2 separate regions of the Mus musculus genome follow, and region 2 is linked to region 1. Evidence: chromatin loops called from intact Hi-C (ENCODE). Cell type or tissue: gastrocnemius. All regions are shown on one strand. Links, peaks and the distances in the headings refer to the core of each region. The heading gives the core; the rest is flanking DNA.

What was found. A loop is a pair of places that touch in the nucleus more often than their neighbours do. Peaks named below come from ENCODE experiments on the same cell type or tissue, not always from the same donor. Only the 100,000 strongest peaks of a DNase experiment are listed, where the experiment ranks them.
Region 2: it touches region 1 in a loop (2.0-fold over the local background); 3 of 42 quality-filtered maps call a loop at or near these places.

What each region holds. Positions count from the first base shown.
Region 1 is chr7:101,161,149-101,171,551 of GRCm38, reverse strand. All of the region lies in intron 3 of Fchsd2 (FCH and double SH3 domains 2), which reads right to left. Among named protein-coding and RNA genes, the nearest start is that of Fchsd2, 58 kb to the right of the region's middle. In gastrocnemius, for the core only: no CTCF peak of the experiment used is centred there; a DNase peak (open chromatin) is centred at 4,767; H3K27ac peaks cover 31 bases.
Region 2 is chr7:101,111,285-101,121,687 of GRCm38, reverse strand. All of the region lies in intron 2 of Fchsd2 (FCH and double SH3 domains 2), which reads right to left. Among named protein-coding and RNA genes, the nearest start is that of Fchsd2, 7.7 kb to the right of the region's middle. In gastrocnemius, for the core only: no CTCF peak of the experiment used is centred there; no DNase peak of the experiment used is centred there.

The DNA.
Region 1 (10,403 bases), core at 988-8,987:
ACCTTCTCCTTTAATTTTTTTTTCTACAGGAAAAAAATCTGCAACAGAAATACTATTCAAGATTTAATCAGGAAAAAGTCTATAGAACAGAGCACTCTAGGTTGCTTCTAAAATTCCAATAGTGTCATGGCATGGTAGTGAATAACTTTAATTCTAGCACTTAGACTCAAAAGAAAAATCTTGGTAAATTCTAGGCAAGCATCATCTACAAACTGAGTTCCAAGCTTTCATTAGCTTTTACTCTGTCTTCCATTTTCAACAGAACTCTTACCTAAGAATGACAGTCTTGGTCATGGGTCTCTGGGTATTTTGTTTTTTGGGGTTTTCCCCCACTCCTTGTATTTAGTACATTTTCTTCCACAAAGCATTGTGACTGTCAGGAAAAGGGTTTGCAATATTTTCATAGTTGCTGTCATCTCCCGATAATGATTTAATTTGGTAATTAGTTAAGATTTAAATTTGGCCCAGTTTATTAAAGCATTTCCAAGCCCTTGTCTAGAATACTTTAAATCCTAGGTTCTGTTCTGGCATCAGGGGAAAAAAAGTATCAAGTGGAAAAACACAAATTATAGCCTCTGAACTTTTTAAAAAGTACGTCTAAAATTTTAGCTTTGTCAAAATATTAATAAGTCAGCAAACATCCTTAAAACTATACCACTTAAAATGTCTAATACATTTAATGTCCTGTTTTCAGGGTGAAAAGTAGCTAGAGTGAAAGCCTTCATCACAAGATTTTTACTGGGGAGAACTGATTTGGTTTCTCCTGTTTTCAAACTTAAAATTGTTACACCAGTCAGCATGACTGGGCTACCCGCTGATGTCAAAGCCAGCTGTAAAAGCAGTTCTTTCTCCAAAGCAGAAGCTGGAATGTATCTAATCAGCAAGCAAATGGTATCTCATGCTTGACAACAGCCATCTGGGAACAGAGGTGGAAATTCAGAAGAAATGCTCAAATGCGTCTGAACATTCAAAGCAGAGGAAAGCCGCTCTTCTTTCCTTGATGGATGGACAAATGCACAACTAATCATCAAGCTAGTATCTGAGAGTTTACTGTATACAAGATGTCCAAACTTCTCTGTGAACTTTTTTTATGCAGTAGATAAGCAACAGAAAGTTTTTAAAAGTTAAGTAATTTACATAAGATAACCAGCTAGTTAGGCAGAGACTCGGATCCAGATCATTTTTCAAAGTTTAAAATACTTCTGGACTACTCAATTCATTCAGATAAAATCACACATGCTATCTCAAATCACTACACATTTTGATTGACAGCTATAAATAAGTTCTTTAAAGAATAGAACTATAAAAAACCTGGCACAGTTCACAGACTTAACTCAGTAAATAACTGTTGAACTAAATCACCCTCACTGTGGTGAATGATTATACACACACTCTATAGAAATAGCCACCTTTATTTTTCATAGCAAAGAAATTGAACAGGAAGTACAGGGTTCCTACTTAGTTGTCTGTACCAGTTATGACTAAAATCTTTCTTAGTATAATGCATTTCTTACAATTAATGAAATATTAGCACATTAGCTAAAGTTTATGGCTTGTATTACTGTTTACTAATTATCAGTTTTATCAAATTAACAGTATTGTGTATCCATAGTTTCACTGCCCCAAGCCTTCTGGTGCCTCCACTCCTGCCTGATCCCCAGAATCTCTCCAATCGCTCAACTTTACTATCTACAAAGTTCTGTCATTTTTTGGCATTTATTATTCGTCACTTTTAAGAGTTCTTCCTATATTAGTGATATGAATAATTTTTGGCAATTATTTTCTCCCAGTTCCATGGTTTTTCTTTTAACAATGTCACTTGCAGAGCAGGTGTCACACACTGTCTATTTTTAACACTGAGTTCTTATTAACTAGTGAAGGGATCTTGAGGAATCAGATTCCTGAAACACACACACCAAAATCAAATTAACTTAAGATAATAAAAATGATCATGACACAAAAACACTTCAGTGTTACTTGTTTTAAAGTAAAACCATTTATCATGTAACTACTGCAACTAGAAATGGGACACATTAGTAAATACAATTTAAAAACCCTTTTTAAAATTCCATTTTTTGCACAAAAATTAAACTTCACTTAAGAGTCAAAGCTAAATTTTTAAGTCTTTCAGAAAAAAAACCCAAAAAAACAAAAACCTTTAGCCAGACATGATGACACATGACTTTAATTCCCAGAGCTTGAAGGCAGAGGCAGATGAGTCTCTGAGTTCAAGGCCAGCCTAGTCTACATAGTGAGTTCTAGGATGGCCATGTATAGATTCTGTCTCCAAAACAAAATATAAACAAACAAACAAAAACCACAATTACTTTAAATTTCAGCAATCAAGAAACAGAGGCAGGTGAATCTCTGTGAGGCCAGCCTAGTCTAAATATCATGTTCTAAGCTGCCTCAGGGAAACAGACACTAAAACTGTCAAGTAGAGTATCTAATTGGACTATTTTGCAATTTCTATCTGTTTAAGCTTACAACATACAACATAAATAATTGCTTACAAAAAGATGTCACTAATACTAAAAGCAGATGTCAAAGCCTAAGCTTACACTAACAAAGACAGTTTCTATTTTCATTAAAAAAACATCAAGTTAATAAATAATTATATCAATAATATGATGTATTTACAAAAATAATCACATCAATAAAACATAACATCTCAAAGCTCAAAGAGTAGAGAAAGTTACTAAAGCATCAACTCTATTTAAACTGTATATCCTATACCACTCAAGCTTTTCATTGCTTTTCAATTTCAATAAAATGAATTAGAAAACATGCATTTTATTTATTGATAATAAGGTAAATCCTGAGATAAACTAGGTAGTATTGAATAACAAGTAAAGTCACTCATTTTTCTTTAAGTTAAAGTTGCTCCATCACTAACTCTCTTTTAGTTTTTAAAGACGTATTATTTGCTTGGTATGGGAGTATGTGTGCATCTGTGTGTACCACACCACAGTGCAGATATGGAGATAAAATAGTTGGCTCTCTCCTTCCATCATGTGGGTCCTAAGGATCAAAGTCAGGTTGTCCAGCTAGTGGCAAAAATGCCCTTAGCCTCTAAGCCATCTAAGGCCTGAACTGCCCTTAGATTTTTAGAGACAGGGAGGCATCAAACTTAAGATCCTTCTGCTGCTACAGAACCAGTGCTGGGTGCAAAGTACCACCTTAAATTTTAAAGCAAAATTTACAAGATTCTTCCCTAGTACCTGAAGTACTATAGAATAAATGTTACAAGTTGACTAGACTATGCCATGGGGATAAGATACTGACAATTTAACAAAGTTCACAGTGATTTCCCTGAGTAGCTATCACTGAGTCTCTAGCAAACTGGTGGAGCACAAGCAAACATGGGTTGAACTTTAAGTTCATCTACTTGTCTTGATCTGCATTTTCTTATTTCAAACATAAAAGCAGTGAGTGCATACCATGTGTGTTTTTTTGAGATGGGGTTATCTCACTCAGGATGCTATTTTCTAGTTCCATCTATTTGCCTAAACATTTTATGAATTCATTGTTTTTGATAGCTGAGTAGTACTCCATTGTGTAAATGTACCACATTTTCTGTATCCATTCCTCTGCTGAGGGACATCTGGGTTCTTTCCGGCTTCTGGCTATTATAAATAAGGCAGCTATGAACATAGTGGAGCATGTGTCCTTATTATATGTTGGAACATCTTCTGGGTATATGCCCAGGAGTGGTACTGCTGAGTCCTCAGGTAGTACTATGTCCAATTTTCTGAGGAACCACCAAACTGATTTCCAGAGTGGTTGTACCAGCTTTCAATTCCACCAGCAATGGAGGAGTGCTCCTCTTTCTCCACATCCTTGCCAGCTTCTGCTGTCACATGAGTTTTTGATCTTAGCCAGAAGTGCAGAATACCCAAGATACAATTCACAGGCCACATGAAGCTCAGGAAGAAGGAAGACCAAAGTATGGATACTTCAGTTCTTCTTAGAAGGGGGAACAAAATACCCACGGGAGGAGATACAAAGTTGTGGAGCAGAGACTGCCTCACCTTGTGGGACAAAAAATGGGGTCCTGCATCCACTCGGGACTAGGGCTGCTGGGCAAGCCAGCGCAGTAAGTTTGACTAAGTGTACCCCAGGCCACCGTTCCAGGGTGGGGAAGGCGCAGTCTGGGGTCCCCATGGACCTGCTGGAGTCGGGCTCCCAACTCTCAAGCACCACAGACACTGGGTACTGCAGAAGAGCTGAGAATGGGTGGGGACCCTCGGGCGGACTCTGGTCCAGGGGCAAAAGGGAAAAGGGTAGGAGGAGAGAGCTCTGCTAGGTTACTGCAGGGACGAGCAGAGTTTTTTGCAGGGTGGGTTGCTTGGGTTGGTGGCAACAGTGGCTGAGAACACAGAGAGATCTCCTGGCAGGAAGTTAGACAAACTGGCTTATTTAAAGGGGAAGACTTGCTCCATTGCTCCAGCATGGGCAGATCCCGATGAGAAGAGGCAGTCCATGGTTTTAAGGTGTTTATTGTAGACAGGAAGAGAGTAGAGAAGCAGAGGCTGACTGTGGCCATGTGGAGAGAGGGGTACAGAGAGGAAGAGTAAGAGCAAGAGAATAAGAAGTAAAAGAGCAAGGAGGGGGCAAGCAGCTCCTTTTATAGTGGGCTGGACCATCCTGGCTGTTGCCAGGTAACTGTGGGGGTGGAGTCCACACAGAATATCAGGAGCTGGGGCATTGCTGATGTGACTGATGGTCACACACCTCTCTGCAGGAGTGGGGGTGGGGTGGGGAGTGTAGGAGGCTATAGCCAGGGGCCCAGGAGGCGTGGCCAAACACCTTTGACCCTAAGAGTCACCAGGGTTCCAGGCCTGTGCTCGACTGTGGACCAGGCTGTCTGTGCATAGCTCACTGCCCCACCTTGGGGATCCATTCCATATACAGTCACCAAACCCAGACACTATTGTGGATGCCAACAAGTGCTTGCTGACAGAAGTATAATATAGCTGTCTCCTGAGAGGCTCTGCCAGTGCCTGACAAATAGAGGTGGATGCTTGCAGCCAACCATTGGACTGAGCACAGGGTCCCCAATGGAGGAGTTACAGAAAGGATCCAAGGAGCTGAAGGGGTTTGCAGCTCCATAGGAGGAACAACAATATCAACCAACCAGTACCCCCAGAGCTCCCAGGGACTAAACCACCAACCAAAGAGTACACATGGAGGGAGCCATGGCTCCAGACACATATGTAGCAGAGGATGACCTTGTCAGTCATCAATGGGAGAAGAGGCCCTTGGTCCTGTGAAGGCTTGATACCCCAGTGTAGGGGAATGTCAGGACAGGAAAGTGGGAGTGGGTGAGTTGGTGAGCAGGGGAAGGAGGGATGGGATAGGGGGTTTTCAGAGGGGAAACCAGGAAAGGGGATAACATTTAAAATGTAAATAAAGAAAATATCTAATAAAAAATAAATAAAAGCAGTAATAGATCAACTTCAATGATGCTTAGATAATTAAATGGGTTTTGTGAAGAGGGGATGCAAAGGCTGAGACAAAGCATAGCAGGTATGTATGTGTGCAAGGTTTTCACTTAAGTATTACCTGAGCATTTTCAACTATATGCTAATGTTACTCCAAGTACTGGACACAGCTGAAATGTTTGCTATTCTTTAAAAAAGGTCATTGTTAAAATGAGAATAGTCAAATATTTAATCTAAAATTCACTTTTAGGTAAAGAGACTAAAAACTAACAGTGAACCAGCTTAAGGAAAGGCAGCCAGTGCTATAAATGACATCATAGGATCATCAAAGCTTCCTGGAAGAGCTGAATACTCAGGCAGGCTTTAAAGGGGAAATTAACACAACTATAGATACAGTACTAGATAATAATTTTGAACTGTTTTAAAGGCAAAAAACAACAAAACATAAAAAATAGTAAAATCTCTCAATTGTAATGTCTACCCTAGTATGTCTTAGGGTTTTCTATTAGTTAGTGTGATAAAACACCAGACCAACAGCAACTTGAGAAGGAAAGAGCTTATTTTATCTTACAGATTGTAGTACATCATCTAGAAGTCAGGGCAGAAACCTGGAGGAAGGGAAATGATACAGAAGCCAAGGAGGAGTGCCGCTTACTGGCTAGCTCTATGTGTCTTGTTCAGCCTGCTTTCTTAGACATTCCAAGTCCACCAGCCCAGGGATAGCACCACCCACAGTGGGCTCCCACATCCATCAATAATTTTGAAAATGTCCCAGAGTCTTGCCTACAGGCCAATCTTATGAAAGCATGTTTTTAATTGTGGTCCCCTCTTCTCAGATAATAGTAACTTGTATGAGAAACTAACAATATTTCACAACATTGTACATGGTCTTTCAAATTTTTACTATTGCATACAAGTTAAGTACATAGACAAACACACACACACACACACAATGTGGGTAAGGGGCACATATAGCAATCGGAGGACAACTTTATAGAGTCAATTCTTCCAACTTCACATGGGTATGGGAATCAAATTTAGGGTGGCAGGTTTGAACAGCAAGTGGCTTTACCAATGAGATGTCTTGCCAGCCCAGATATATATGATGTGAAGCTAAACAATTATGGGGTCAAATTCTAGCCCTACTACTTATCAATGACAAGATAATGTACAACTCTAAACTTCAGCTTACTCAATTGGAAAATGTGCACAAGAAAGAAGCCTAAATCTAAACATCAGAACAATTCCGAGCATACAGCAAATTACATAACAAATGGTGATTATAATTAATGTGACTGAAAACTGAAAACTACTATTAAATGCAGTATCTTGACTCTAGCTGCATATGTATCAAAAGATGGCCTAGTCGGCCATCACTGGAAAGAGATGCTCATTGGACAGGCAAACTTTATATGCCCCAGTACAGGGGAATGCCAGGGCCAAAAAATGGGAATGGGTGGGTAGGGGATTTCGGGGGGGAGGGTGTGGGGGACTTTTGGGATAGCACTGGAAATGTAATTGAGGAAAATACGTAATAAAAAAAAAGAAAAAAAAGAAAGGCCATGAATTTGAAAGAGAGCAAAGTATGAAGGTAAATGAGAAAGGTTAGAGGGAAAAAAGGAAGAAAGAAAATAAAACTGTAATTTCAAAAGAATAAAACATTTTAAAAAGATAAAAAGCAAAACAAAACAGAAAACCCCACACTCTGAAATGCTGCGTTAGTTACTATTCTGTTGCTGTGAGAGACACCACAATCAAGGCAAATCTCATGAAAGAAAACATTTAATTGGGGCTGGCTTACAGTTTCTGAGGCTTAGTCCATTATCATCATGGTGAGAAGCACGGCAGCACTCAAGCAAAGTGCTGGAGATGCAGCTGAGAGTTCTACATCCAGATCCATAGGTAGAGAGAAAGAGACTCGGCCTGGCATGGACTTTTGAAACCTCAAAGCCCATCCCAGTGACACATTTCCTCCCACTGGCCACATCTACTCTACAAGGCCACACCTAATCCTTGTTATTTTTCCAAACAGCTTCACTCTCACGTGACCAAGCCCTCAAATACGTAAGCATATGGGAGTCATTCTTAGTCAAGCCACTGCAATGGCAAATTTCAAAATACAGCACATAACCACCATGCCTACTTTTTAAATGGGAATTCTAGGTATCCAACTTATGTCCTTGAAATTTCATGAGAAATGTTTCCCAGCCTATGAGTTGATATGTAATCACATAAATCTGACTTAGTTGTAGTTGCACTGTGTATCTTATAACTTTTTATGCATCGCTATCTTTATCAATTAGATTTTACATTTCATACATAAGTTTTTATTTCCTTCTATAAAAGGAATAGTTTTTTTATAATCCAGAGGATGAGAGTTCTCTGGAACACCACATATAGCATTTGTATCCAATTCTTCACCAAATTTTATACTAAAGAGTAGGAAATATAATTTATTCTATTTTAATATAAAATAGCCATTCCAAAATTAGAGACGAATCTAACAAAGATTCACCAAACCAATATTTTCCACACAAAACTGCTAAATTTTAAAAAATGCTTTTTAGCTAACATATATATAATACCACCTACCATTAACAAATTCTAAGAAACTTCAGAATTTAACTAGTTGAATTCCCTTAAACCAAGAAAAGATCCTTCATTAAGCATACAGTGCCAGTGTACAAGTTTTCTTTAGTGTTTCGTGTGTGTGTGTGTGTGTGTGTGTGTGTGTGTGTGTGTGATGTATTTGATTTAATTTCTCTGACTAGCCCAGCATACATAGCTTCCATGTAATGTTAATTTATCAAATCCCCAAAGCACTTACTTACCTCTTTCCAACGTCACCTAAGCCTCCACTGACAATTCAGAAACATGCTCAGCATGTTGTGTGTACATCTGGAATCACAGCATTTAGCGGCCCGAAGCTCAAATTCAAGGCCAGTCTGGACTACAGAGCTAGTTGAAGGGTAGATAAGCTAAAAACAGTGAGGCCCTGTATCAAAACCAAAGCTCTGCCTTAGTGGTGGAAGGTCTGCCTATGAGGTACGCAGGATAACCATTCAAACCCAATGTAAACTACACAGTGAGTTCCAGAAAGGGAAAAAGAGGAATGAAAGGGGGGGGGGACCACACAGACAGAAATCATTGTCTTCACATTAAAATTAATGAGCAACTTTTTAAAAAATCAGTTATTTCTGTTCTTTGTGCTTACTTAAGCATGCATTATTAGAATTACTTTCAATATTAATTATGTTCCCAATTATAATTTTAAACTGTTAAGTTTGCAAGAGAACTTAATATATCATCTATAAATCCACTTTACTTCGCCACAAGAAAACAGTTGTACATTGCAACATACCAAAGCAATCCACAGCACGGGTGCCACTAAAACTCATTCATAAATGATTTATATAATTATATTATACATAACAAGTGTGGGCACCCTATATTAGAGACTACTGGCTAAGGTTATAGAATTTACTCTCAAAGTTGGTATGCATACTAAATGTGAACTTGGGCCACTTACTAGTTCTCATATTTAATTTCATTATCCATAAAATAAGGAAAATATTTTCAGTTGACAGATGGGTAAACTATGGTATGTTCAGACAATAAAATATCTGGCATGAAAAAGAAATGAGCTAACAAGCCATTAAGTGAGGTAGAAGATTATTAAATGCAAAATGAATAAGCAAATAAAACAACCTGAAATGGCTATATATATATTATATGATTCCAACCATAAAACATTCAGGAAAAAGGAAAACTACAGTGGAAATGAAAGGATCAATAGTGAAAGGGACTGGGGAGTAGAAAAGAACAAACACTACGGAGTATTTTAAGAAGAGCAAACGTATTATTATGATTATACAGATTATCACTATAATGCAAGATACATACCATTATAGATTTATCAAAATCCACATAATACAATACCAAGACTAAACCCTAGTGTGTCCTAGACTGAATGATATGCAGCTTCATGCAGGTAGCAAATGTCCCAGTCAGGTACAGGATGTTAACAGGAGAAAAAGCTGTACATGTGAGACAAGGGATATATGAGAACTCTTCTATATATCCTGCTCAATTTGACTATGATGCTAAATTTCTCTACAACTTAAGTCTGGTTATAAAAAAGGGGGGTGGGGTGCCTGGAGAGACAGCTCAGTGGCTAGAAACACTTGGGCTCGTCTGTAATCTGAAGTTCATCTGGTGGCTCACAATGGACTGTGACTCCAGCTCTGGAATATGTGACACCCTCTTCTGGCCTCCTTGAGTATTTATACACACATGACAGATATACACATAAGAAAAATAAAAATAAATCTTAAAAAATGATATAGCTTCCAAAGCTGTAATAATTCTCAAGTGAAAGTGAATAAAAAGTACCTAATGTACATTCTACTAATGATTGATTATGTCTTAGCAGCATTCAATCTTACATTCATTCAATAAATTACATACATACCATTATTCACTCAATAAATACTTAATAAAAACTAGGAGAAATGATTACTATCATGACCAGGCAAAATTTTTGGTAAGGAGTTTTTAAAAAGAGTTATTAATCCTTGTTTACTTGTTTCAAAATGAGACTTGTCATATATGATTATATCAATTACAAGTGGATTTTAACAATAAATTCATTTCAGTAGTCATTATGTAAAAGAAGCACAATATAAGAGTTTGTCACATATCCTAATAAACTGGATGGGAGGCTGGGAGATCAAGTGCCTGTCACGTAAGGATGATGACCTGCACCCACACAAAAGCAGGGCATGGTGGTAAGCATCTATAACCCCAACACTGGGCAGGGAGGAGGCTACACAGATACAGCTATGGACCTTATCACCAGTATAGTCAATCAGTGAGTTCCTGGGTCAAAGAGAAAGGCTGCATCGAACAATAAGGTGGAGAACACTTGAGATGATACCCAAGTCAGCCTCTGACCTTCAT
Region 2 (10,403 bases), core at 1,187-9,186, 50 kb after region 1:
GCTAAGATTACAAGCGCTTACCACCTCACCTAGCTTTTTGGATTCTGGAGACCAAACGCTCAGAGGTCCTCTTGCCTCAGTGTCCTGAGTACTGAGATTAAAGACATAAGCCACTATACCCAGATCTGAATCACGTTCTTATATATTAGTTAAAGATCCCAAGTTTTCCCACATCATATATTATGGGCCATCAAAAGCCCACTGGATCCAACATTTCTATTCCAAGCATTGAATGGAATGGTTTGAAATTCAAACCAACAGATACTTGTTCTGCCATTATATGCACTAACAATGACAACTACAGTATAGCCAACCATACCACAACATGGATATATCTTAAGAAGATGGAACAAAAAGTGTTTCTTATAGTTGATAAAATACAACTGTCTTTGTCTACTTAAGACTTTCTTTCCAAACTTCAATTTCAACTGCAAGAGGAGTGACCAAAACTGAATATCTGTTTGGTGTTTCACATCTCATTTCATTTACAGCAAAAAAGTAGACACTGATCTTTCCTTACATACAGAAAGCACAGGCTAAGAAAAGTGTTGTAACTTGTAGAGACAGAGCTAAGCTGCAACCTTTGTTCTACCTTCAAAGAGCTTATTCTTTGAGTTACTTCAGTCATTCACAAATTGTAACTAACATACACAAAAATAACCTTACTGTGATTTATAGGCCTATAGTAGTACACTTGGCTAGCATGTTCAATCTCCAGGGGAAAACAAAATAGCTCAGTGGATGAAAAAAATAACAAAGAAACTGGGTTAATAATGCACAACTGACAAGAGAAGTAATTCAGCAGAGAGGACACATGATGAGTTTCTTACATTAAAGCTTGAGAAACACAGATTAAAAAAAAAGACAATGCAGAGCCAGGTAGTAGAGGCACACCTTTAGACCAGCCTGGTCTACAGAGCAAGTTCCAGGACAACCAGGACTACACAAAGAAACCTTGTGTCTAAAAACAAACACACAAACAAACAAACAAACAAACAAAAAACAATGCAGGGCTAGAAATGTGGCTTGGTGATTAAGACCACTTGTTACTCTTTCAGAGGACCCATGTTCAAACCCAACACCCATATAAAGGCTAGCAACAATGTGTAATTCTAGTTCCAGAGGAGCTAAAGCCCTCCTCTGATCTTCACAGGCACCAAGCACAATGTGTTACACAGATATACATGTCAGCAAAATACTCATACATACAGTAATGATAAAATAAAACAAAAGATTTAAAAAGTAAAGTGTAAACAGTTGGGCAGTGGTGGAGCACACCTTTAATCCCAGAACTCAGGAGACAATAGGAGGATCTTTGTGAGTTTAAGGCCAGTCTGGTCTACAGACTAAGTTCCAGGACAGCTAGGGCTGCATAGAGAAACCCTGTGAGGGAAAAAAAAAAAAAAGGAAAAAATAACAATTATTTAAGAAACAAGTATGACTACAAATTTCTTTTCCATATATGATGACCTCCTAAGAACATTTATTTAAAAAAAAAAAAAGAGTTTTTATTTGGAGTCCCTGTATACTCTAATTTAACATAATATGGATTAAACTATTCTTAAAAAAAAAAAAGAAAGAAAGAAAAAGAAAACAAGAAAAAAAAGGACATAGTCTTTAGTATTTAGAAATTTGCTTGGTCTGAGGCCTTGGAGAACAGGGAGGAAAATAAGTAAATAACAATAAACTTTTAGGAAGTAAAAGAAGCAGTGGTACAAGTCTTTAATCCCAGCACTTGGTAGGCAGAGGCAGGCAGATCTCTGTGGCTCTAAGTTGGAGCTCAGCAAGGTCTACAAAGTCAGGGCTGTCACACAGAGAAACCCTGTCTCAAAGAACCAAAAACAAACAAACAAATAAAAAATAACTAAAGCAGGCTATAAAATGGTGGCATTTGTCTGTAATATCAGCATTCAAGAGATAAAAGTGGGAGATCACTTCAGGTCTGGCCTAACATACATTCATACCAAGTACCAAGCCAGCCCGGACTGTGTAGAAAGACGCTGTCTTAAAACAACAAAAAGTCAAGTACGCTTGTTCACTGTTGACAATAAATTTCAACAGGAAATGCATCAGTATGAAATCTCCCCAAAGAATGGAATGTCCTTGATTAACAACGAGTGAGTTCTCGTTCCTTCTCTTAATTCACTCCCAACACTCCAGTTTCCAAATCCACCCTCTGAAAGAAATGAGCAGAAGAGGGAGGACAGCAGAAGAAGACGGTCTCATAACTGGCCTCCTCCCCTCAAATTCCAGAAGATAAGAAGGGAGTATGGTGGGACCTGCCGCATGTAGCATAAAATCCTCCCGTTTACATCTCTTTCTATCTTAGGTTTGCCCTTTAGCTTCTTTCAGAATCATGAAAGCTTCATCTGTATAAATGGGGCACGGTGTGCCAGCTATTAGCACTATCAAGGCAGAGGGCTGGAGGTGCAGATCAAGGTCGCCTTCAGCCACACAGGGAGTCCCTGGGCCAATCCAGCTTGGGAGAGTTGGTCTTGCCTTTCAAACATTAGGTGGAACTCAAATCATTAGGCTCAACAAGAAGCACCCTTACCCACTGAGCTACTTCAAAGGCTCAATAAGGTCCTTTCAAAAACCAAAAACAAAAGTATTCTTACTATTCATTCACTTCTTTATATTAAAAAGAAAAAACCAGACATGATAACACATACCCAGAATCCCAGCAATTGGGAGGAAAATGGGAAAGATTACCATGAGTTCAAGACCAGCCTGGCATATATAGTCATAGTATAAGATCCTATCTAAAAAGCAATTTAAATTTTTTTCCAGTTGGGAATTTTATAATATCTGAATAAACTAAAATGTTCCAAAATCCAAAAATTGTTAAGCAGACAAGTTCTTAAGCACTCAAGCTGCACTGAAGGGAAAGAGGGAGGAAAGGAACCAGAAACCTAAATTGGTGTTTTAGCAAGAAATACTGCACTCTACTATTAGAGAGTAAACTACTTTGAGATTCATCTTTCAATGTACCAAAAGTCACCTGCTACTAATGCAAAGCTACTTCTGTATTAGCTTAGGTAGTCACACTGTAAAATAAGGTTATCATGACAGCTTTGAGTCAGGATTAAAAGAAAACCAAATTAAATTAAAGTGTCCACACTACTTATCTCCAAATAAATTCATAGATATGCAACACCTGAAGATACATAACAATAGAGACACCTAATAATGAAACAAAACAATTTTTTAATATGTCATGTTAGATGTATTGTACTGTCAGTGCAGGGAATAGAACCTGGGTCTTCTATGAGACTAGCCTGTGCTCTTAACCACTAAGCCACTTTTTCTAGTTAGATCTAGTTTAAAGGGCCCTGTATAGCATAATTCTACCCAAGACAAATTTTTGTTTTGTTTCATTTTGGTTATTGGTCTTACTATGCAGCTTTAGCTAGACAGCCTGGATCTCCTTAGTAGATCACAGACCAGGCTGGCATCAAACTCACAGAGACCTGCCTGCCTCAGACTCTTGAGTGCTGGGTTTTAAAGGCACCATGCCCAGCTCACAAGACAGACCTTGACTTCTATCATTTCGAAACCCATTAACAGCTACTTGTTTATGCTAAATAAACTTAGAAGCCAATCTACCAATCTACTTTCACCTGTATGTGGAAGACAAAGGAAAACTTGCAGGAGTCAGTTCTTTCTACCACATGGGTCCTACGGATCAAACGCAGGCAGTTAAGCTTAGCAGCAAGTGACTCTACCTGCTAAGCCAACCTGACAACCCTATAGCAAAGTGGGATTTTCTTTTTTCTTTTTTTTTTGGAGACAGGGTTTCTCTGTGTAGCCCTGGCTGTCCTGGAACTCACTCTGTAGACCAGGCTGGCCTCGAACTCAGAAATCTGCCTGCCTCTTCTTTTTTTTTTCTTAAGATTTACTTATTTTGTGTGTATGAGTGTTTTTACATGCTTGTGTCTATGTTTACCACAGGTGCACAGTGCCCATGGAGGTCAGAAGAGTTCACTGGATTCCCTGAGCCTGTGACCCAGATTGTTATAAGCCATTGTGTGGGTGCTGGAAACCAAAGCCAGGTCCTCTGGAGAGTGACAAGTATTCTTAACAGCTGAGCCAACTCTCCAGCCCTTGATTTATTTTTCTAAGATAAACAACTTGTCTCATTTATCTGAGTGTCTTCTAGGGTTTTCTGAGTTTATGAACAACATAAAAACAATCACATCTTCGCTCTTCTTGTGGAAATAAAACATTGCTATAAAATGCATATTATGTTTTATTTTTAAAGATTCATTTGTATTTATATACGAGTGTTTTGCTTGAATATATGGACATTGCAGGCAGTGCCCACAATGGCCAGAGAGAGTGTCAGATCCACTGGAACTACAGCCACCGAAGGTTATAATCACCATGCTGGTGCTGAGAATGGAACACAGGTCCTCTGCAAGAACAGCAAGTGTTATTAGCCACTAAGTCATATCTCCAGCTCCTGGTTTTGCTTTTTTAAAACGTTTTAACAATGTAGCCCAGGCAGCATCCAAATGAATTTGTTTGTTTGGGGTTTTAAAGCTTTTGGGTGTTTTGTTTTGAACTACACACTAAGTAGCCTAGGATGACTTCAAACTTTTGCAATCCTGTCTCAATCTCCCAAGTGCTTAGGTTTCAGAAATGTGCTACCATGCACAGCTCTTAAAAATGTTTATTTTGTTTCAAGATTTTTTTTTTGTTTGTTTGTTTTGGTTTTATTTGAAATAGTGCCTCACTATGCAGTCCTAGCTGACCTGGGACTACCCTGTAGACAAGCTGGCCTCAAATTCAGAGAGATCCTCCATCTCTGCCTCCCAAGTACTAGGATTAGAGACATGGTACATTACACCATGTCTGGCTTAACGTGTATAAAATGTACTCTTGTTTGTTTTTGAGACAGAGTCCCTCTACATAACCTTGGCTATCCTATAACTCACTATGTTATAGGCTGGCCTCATGCTCATGGAGATCTGCCTCCTTCCTGCCTCTAAGTGCATGGATTAAAGGAATGCACCACCATGCCCAGCTTAAAATGTATTCTTAAGAACATTCATGGACAGAGCTATCACACTAGATCGGGTATAATGTTTCCACAGAGGGAATAGAGAGCTTTTCCTATTTCATGAAACTATAGAAAAGTTTTATTTGTTCTGTGTAAGTAGAAGGAAGTTCATAATACATTATGTAGCAATATTTGATGACACATGGCATAATCACCTATTTTCACAAAATGTGTCAAACCAAAGGCATCTTTGACCCAGGACAGACACCAGACAGGCCTAAAAGCATGTCTTAGCAGGTAATAGTATATGCTACTTACAATTATATGGGAGTGTAAAAGACTGCACTGATTTCTTTAAAATATACCTCTAATGTCCAGTACACTACACTGCAAGATATTTTTTACTTATTTGGTTGGTGTTTGAGTTTTAGTTTTTTGAGACAGGGTCTCATTCAGTAGTCTGATCTGATCTGACACTTGCTATGAACCTACGGTGGCCTCAAACTCATGGCAATTTTCCTGCATCAGCCTTCCAAGTGCTGGGACTATAGGCATAAACCACCATGTCCAGATACATCTTAAATATAATAGAGATATAATTTATGTCAAATAGCATAGTGGGGCTGTACAAAATGAGGATCAGCATTCAAATCTCCAGCACACATGTAAAAGCAGGATATGTCCTAGAAAAGGACAGACAAGAGGAACCCTGTGAGTTGTTGACCAGCCTGTCTAGCCCTGTATCAAGCAGTAAGATGGAGAGGGCATAGGGAGATGATTTCATAGATAAAGTGCTTGCCAGGCATAAGGACTAACATTCAGGTTCCCCAGTACCCACATAAAAAAGCCAAGCAGACATGGCAGTTTGTCTGTAATTCCAGAGACAGAGGATCCCTGTGGCAAGCTGATTAGTTAGCTAACCTAACTGGTGATCTTGAAGTTCAGCAAGAGAACCTACCCTTCAGTAAATAAAATGGGAATGACACCTGACAGCAACCGCCGGCCTTCAAAACACATATCCACACACACATACCCCCACACCCCCACACAGACACACACATACATACATACATACACCACAAAATAAGATTGAAAAATTACCAACAGCAACCTCTCACCTTCACAGGCACACATATGCATGTGTACACATACATGCACATTGTGATGGTTTGAATAAGAATGGCCCCATATAGGTTCACATATCTAAATGCTTGTTCATCAGGGAATGGCACTACTTGGGAGAGATTAGTAGGTCTAGCCCTGTTAGAGTAAGTGTGTGACTGGGGGTGAACTTCGATGTGTCAAAAGACCAAACCAGGCTCAGTCTCTCTCTCTCTTCCTACTGCCTGTGGATTAACACATAGGACAGGGAGAGTCACTTCTCCAGAACCATGTCTGCCTGCATCCCATTATATTCCCCACCATGATGACAATGGACTAAACCTCTGAAACTATGCAAGCCCTAGTTAAATGCTTTCCTTAATAAGAGTTCCCATGATTGTGGTGTCTCTTCACAGCAATAGAACACTGACACACAGATATGTATATATATACATATAAGCAGGTCACAGTTGCATGTGTCTGTAATCCCAGTACTCATAAGCAGAAGTGGAAGAATAACTGGTCAACATAACATGTTCCAGGATAGCTAGAACTATATTGTCTTAAAATGAATGAATAAATAACATAAATTATGTACATACAAATAAAGACTTAGCCTCTAACGTAAAAGCATTCACCTGCATGAAATAACCAGTAACATGCAAAATCAAAATTCTTTGTGATCTCAGAGAATAATTAACTTGCAGCTGTAATGGTAACTAGAACTGGCAGGTTATTAAAAAAAAAAAAAGAAAAGAAAAGAAAAAAGAGGAGAGATAGCTGTGGTGGCTGTTACACACCTGTAACCTCAGTCCTCAGGAAGCAGAGACAGGTGGACTAGACAGGTCGACTGGTCACAAATTCAAGGTCGAACTGGTCTATAGAGTAAGTTCAAGGCCAGCCCAGGTTCCATAGCAAAAACCTGAATGAAGATGCCAAAAAGGAAGAGGAGGAGGAAAAGGAAAACCACAACTGTAGAGTAATAGATAATCAGATTCCCAAGGGGCCAAAAGAGAAAGGACACACTAAGTGATAATAATTAAGCTAGGAAAAGAGGTCTGTGGCCATTATTCTATTATCTAAAGGCCACAGAAAGAGGAACTGATAACAACATGGAAGACAGACTACTAAAGAGTGAATGAAGAAAGGAAATCATGAAGAGACTGCTGTGATAAGTAGGAATGTTGCTATAATAATCCAATGCAGAATAGATGGATCAGGAAGAATTCAAACAGTAGCAACAGTAGAAGCATCAATCAATATCAACCTAGCTTAATATATGTTGCATCTATATGTATTGTCATCTGATCTGCATAACCTTTATGAATGAAAGCCACTAATGCCCCAACTTATAAATGAGAAAACCGAAGTTTAAAAAGATTAAGTCAGTTTTCAAAAGTCTGCATGGCTAATAGGTAAAAAAAGTTTGGACAGAAATACAGGACTGAATGACTCTAATGTCCAGACTCATGACCATACATTCTTCTACTATAGTTCAAACAATAGGAGAAAGGACTGTAATCAAGAAATCCTTAGAACACACCATCAATGAGACTTCATGACCACATGCCCCAAGCAAGATCTCTACTTACCCACTAACTTTTCCTTCCTGAAATCCTTCTGAAAATTATTATTTCTTTCATCTAGAAATGCCTTCTAAAACATCTAGGTAGGCTTAACAGATGTCCAAAGCTGAATTTTTAACCATATCAAGTTTTAGTATCTTGCAGAGGGATTTTTTTTTTAATCCAAAGCCTTGCTTGTGGCAGCTGTTAATGGATCCCAGTGATATAGCACATGCTTAGTATATACAAAGCCATGGGGTTCAATGCCTCACTTAAAGTATCACTTAAAACAAATACCTCTACCCTCACCATAGGTCGAAAACAAAACAGAAAGACTAGAAAGAGAAACAAGACGCTGGAAAGATGGCTCTGTGGTTAAGTACACTTCCTGTTCTTCTAGAAGACCCAACCTCAGTTCTCAGCACATGTATCAGGAGTCTTACAACTGCCTGCAACTCTGGCTCCACAGAATTCCACGCCCCCTTCTGGCCTGCATGTGTACCTATACATGCAGACACACACACACACACACACAAAGATATACACACATACACATAAAATCTAAAAAAGTATTTTAAAAGAGAAATTCAGAATTGAAATAGAACACTTTCTAGTCAGAAAAGCAATCTTTGTATATTCAAAATTAATGAAAACTTTTTTTTTTTTTTTTTTTTTTTGGTTTTTCGAGACAGGCTTTCTCTGTGTAGCCCTGGCTGTCCTGGAACTCACTTTGTAGACCAGGCTGGCCTCGAACTCAGAAATCCGCCTGCCTCTGCCTCCCGAGTGCTGGGATTAAAAGCGTGTGCCAGCACGCCAGCATATGCCTTAGAAATCCTACAAAGACAGTTGCATAGAAGAAATGCTCAAGACAAAAAGGTCTAAAGTAAGCATTTGGGGGGGGGGATAAACTCTTTAAAATGCTTAGTTATCTAAAACATACATAATTTTATCCTAACATTGCATGATAATGTTTTTCATAAAACATTATGCTGGAACACTCTGGGGAAAATTGCCAACTAATGGTTTACAGACTTAATTCCAATTTGATAACTATTATATAAGTAAGAATTGGTTGGACCTGCTCTATTTGAATATGCAAATCATCTTTTATCCTTTACAAAAATATTTGTTGAACTGTCAGTTTGTACTACAGGATTGTTAAATAAGCGGCAGGCCAAGTGTGGTGGTGCATGCCTTGAGTCCCAGCACCTGGAGGCAGAGGGAGGAGAATCTCTGTGAGTTCCAGGCTAGCCAGGACTACAACAGAAAGATCCTGTCCCAAGAAGGAATGAAGGGAGGGAGGGAGGGAGGGAGGGAGGGAGGGAGGGAGGGAGGGAGGGAGGGAGGGAGGGAGGGAACGAACTTCCTTTAAGAAAATAATCCCAGGGAACAAAACACCCATGGAAGGAGTTACAAAGACAAAGTTTGGAGCTGAGATGAAAGGATGGACCATGTAGAGACTGCCATATCCAGGGATCCACCCCATAATCAGCATCCAAACGCTGACACCATTGCATATACTAGCAAGATTTTATCGAAAGGACCCAGATGTAGCTGTCTCTTGTGAGACTATGCCGGGGCCTAGCAAACACAGAAGTGGATGCTCACAGTCAGCTAATGGATGGATCACAGGGCTCCCAATGGAGGAGCTAGAGAAAGTACCCAAGGAGCTAAAGGGATCTGCAACCCTATAGATGGAACAACATTATGAACTAACCAGTACCCCGGAGCTCTTGACTCTAGCTGCATATGTATCAAAAGATGGCCTAGTCGGCCATCACTGGAAAGAGAGGCACATTGGACACGCAAACCTTATATGCCCCAGTACAGGGGAACGCCAGGGCCAAAAAGGGGGAGTGGGTGGGTAGGGGAGTGGGGGTGGGTGGGTATGGGGGACTTTTGGTATAGCATTGGAAATGTAAATGAGCTAAATACCTAATAAAAAATGGAAAAAAAAAAAAAAAGAAAATAATCCCAGCCTGGCGTGGTGGTACACATCTTTAATCCCAGCATTTGGGAGGCAGAGGCAGGCGGATTTCTGAGTTCAAAGCCAGCCTGGTCTACAAAGTGAGTTCCAGGGCAGCCAGGGCTACAGAGAAACCCTGTCTCAAAAAAACAAAAAAAAAAAGAAAATAATCCCAACTGAGTAGTGACAGCTCACATCTTTAGTCTCAGTGAGCTTGTGAGGCAGAGGCAGCTAGATCTGAGTTGAAAGCCAGCCTGGTCTGCAGATTATGTTCCAAGACAATCAAGGTTACACAGAGAAACCCTGCCTCAAAAAAACAAAATATAAAAAGAAAGAAAGCAATTCCTACTTTCTACTCATGTTTTACAGTACCTTTGGATTTTTGATTTTTTTGTTTGTTTGTTTGTTTTGTTTTTTGGAAACAGGGTTTCCTTGTATAGCCCAGGCTGTCCCAGAACTTAAGCTCCTATCTCAGCCTCCAGAGCACTGGGATTACTGGGATTCCAGATACATGCCACCATGTCCATCTTACTACCCTGTTATAACATTCATTCTCACAATGTTAGTGCAAGACCTTAGCTATTAAATTCAGAGTTTCCCGTTATGAATATAGGTAGCTTTAGTTAAAACATGACATATCATTCTCACTGAATTGCACATTCAAACACAAAGTAATACTTGCCAAATAGTGCTAGTATAGCTTCATCTGGGGTGACTGGCTCATCCCAGATATTAACCACTAACCACAAGTGTCAGCTTTAAAATGTTA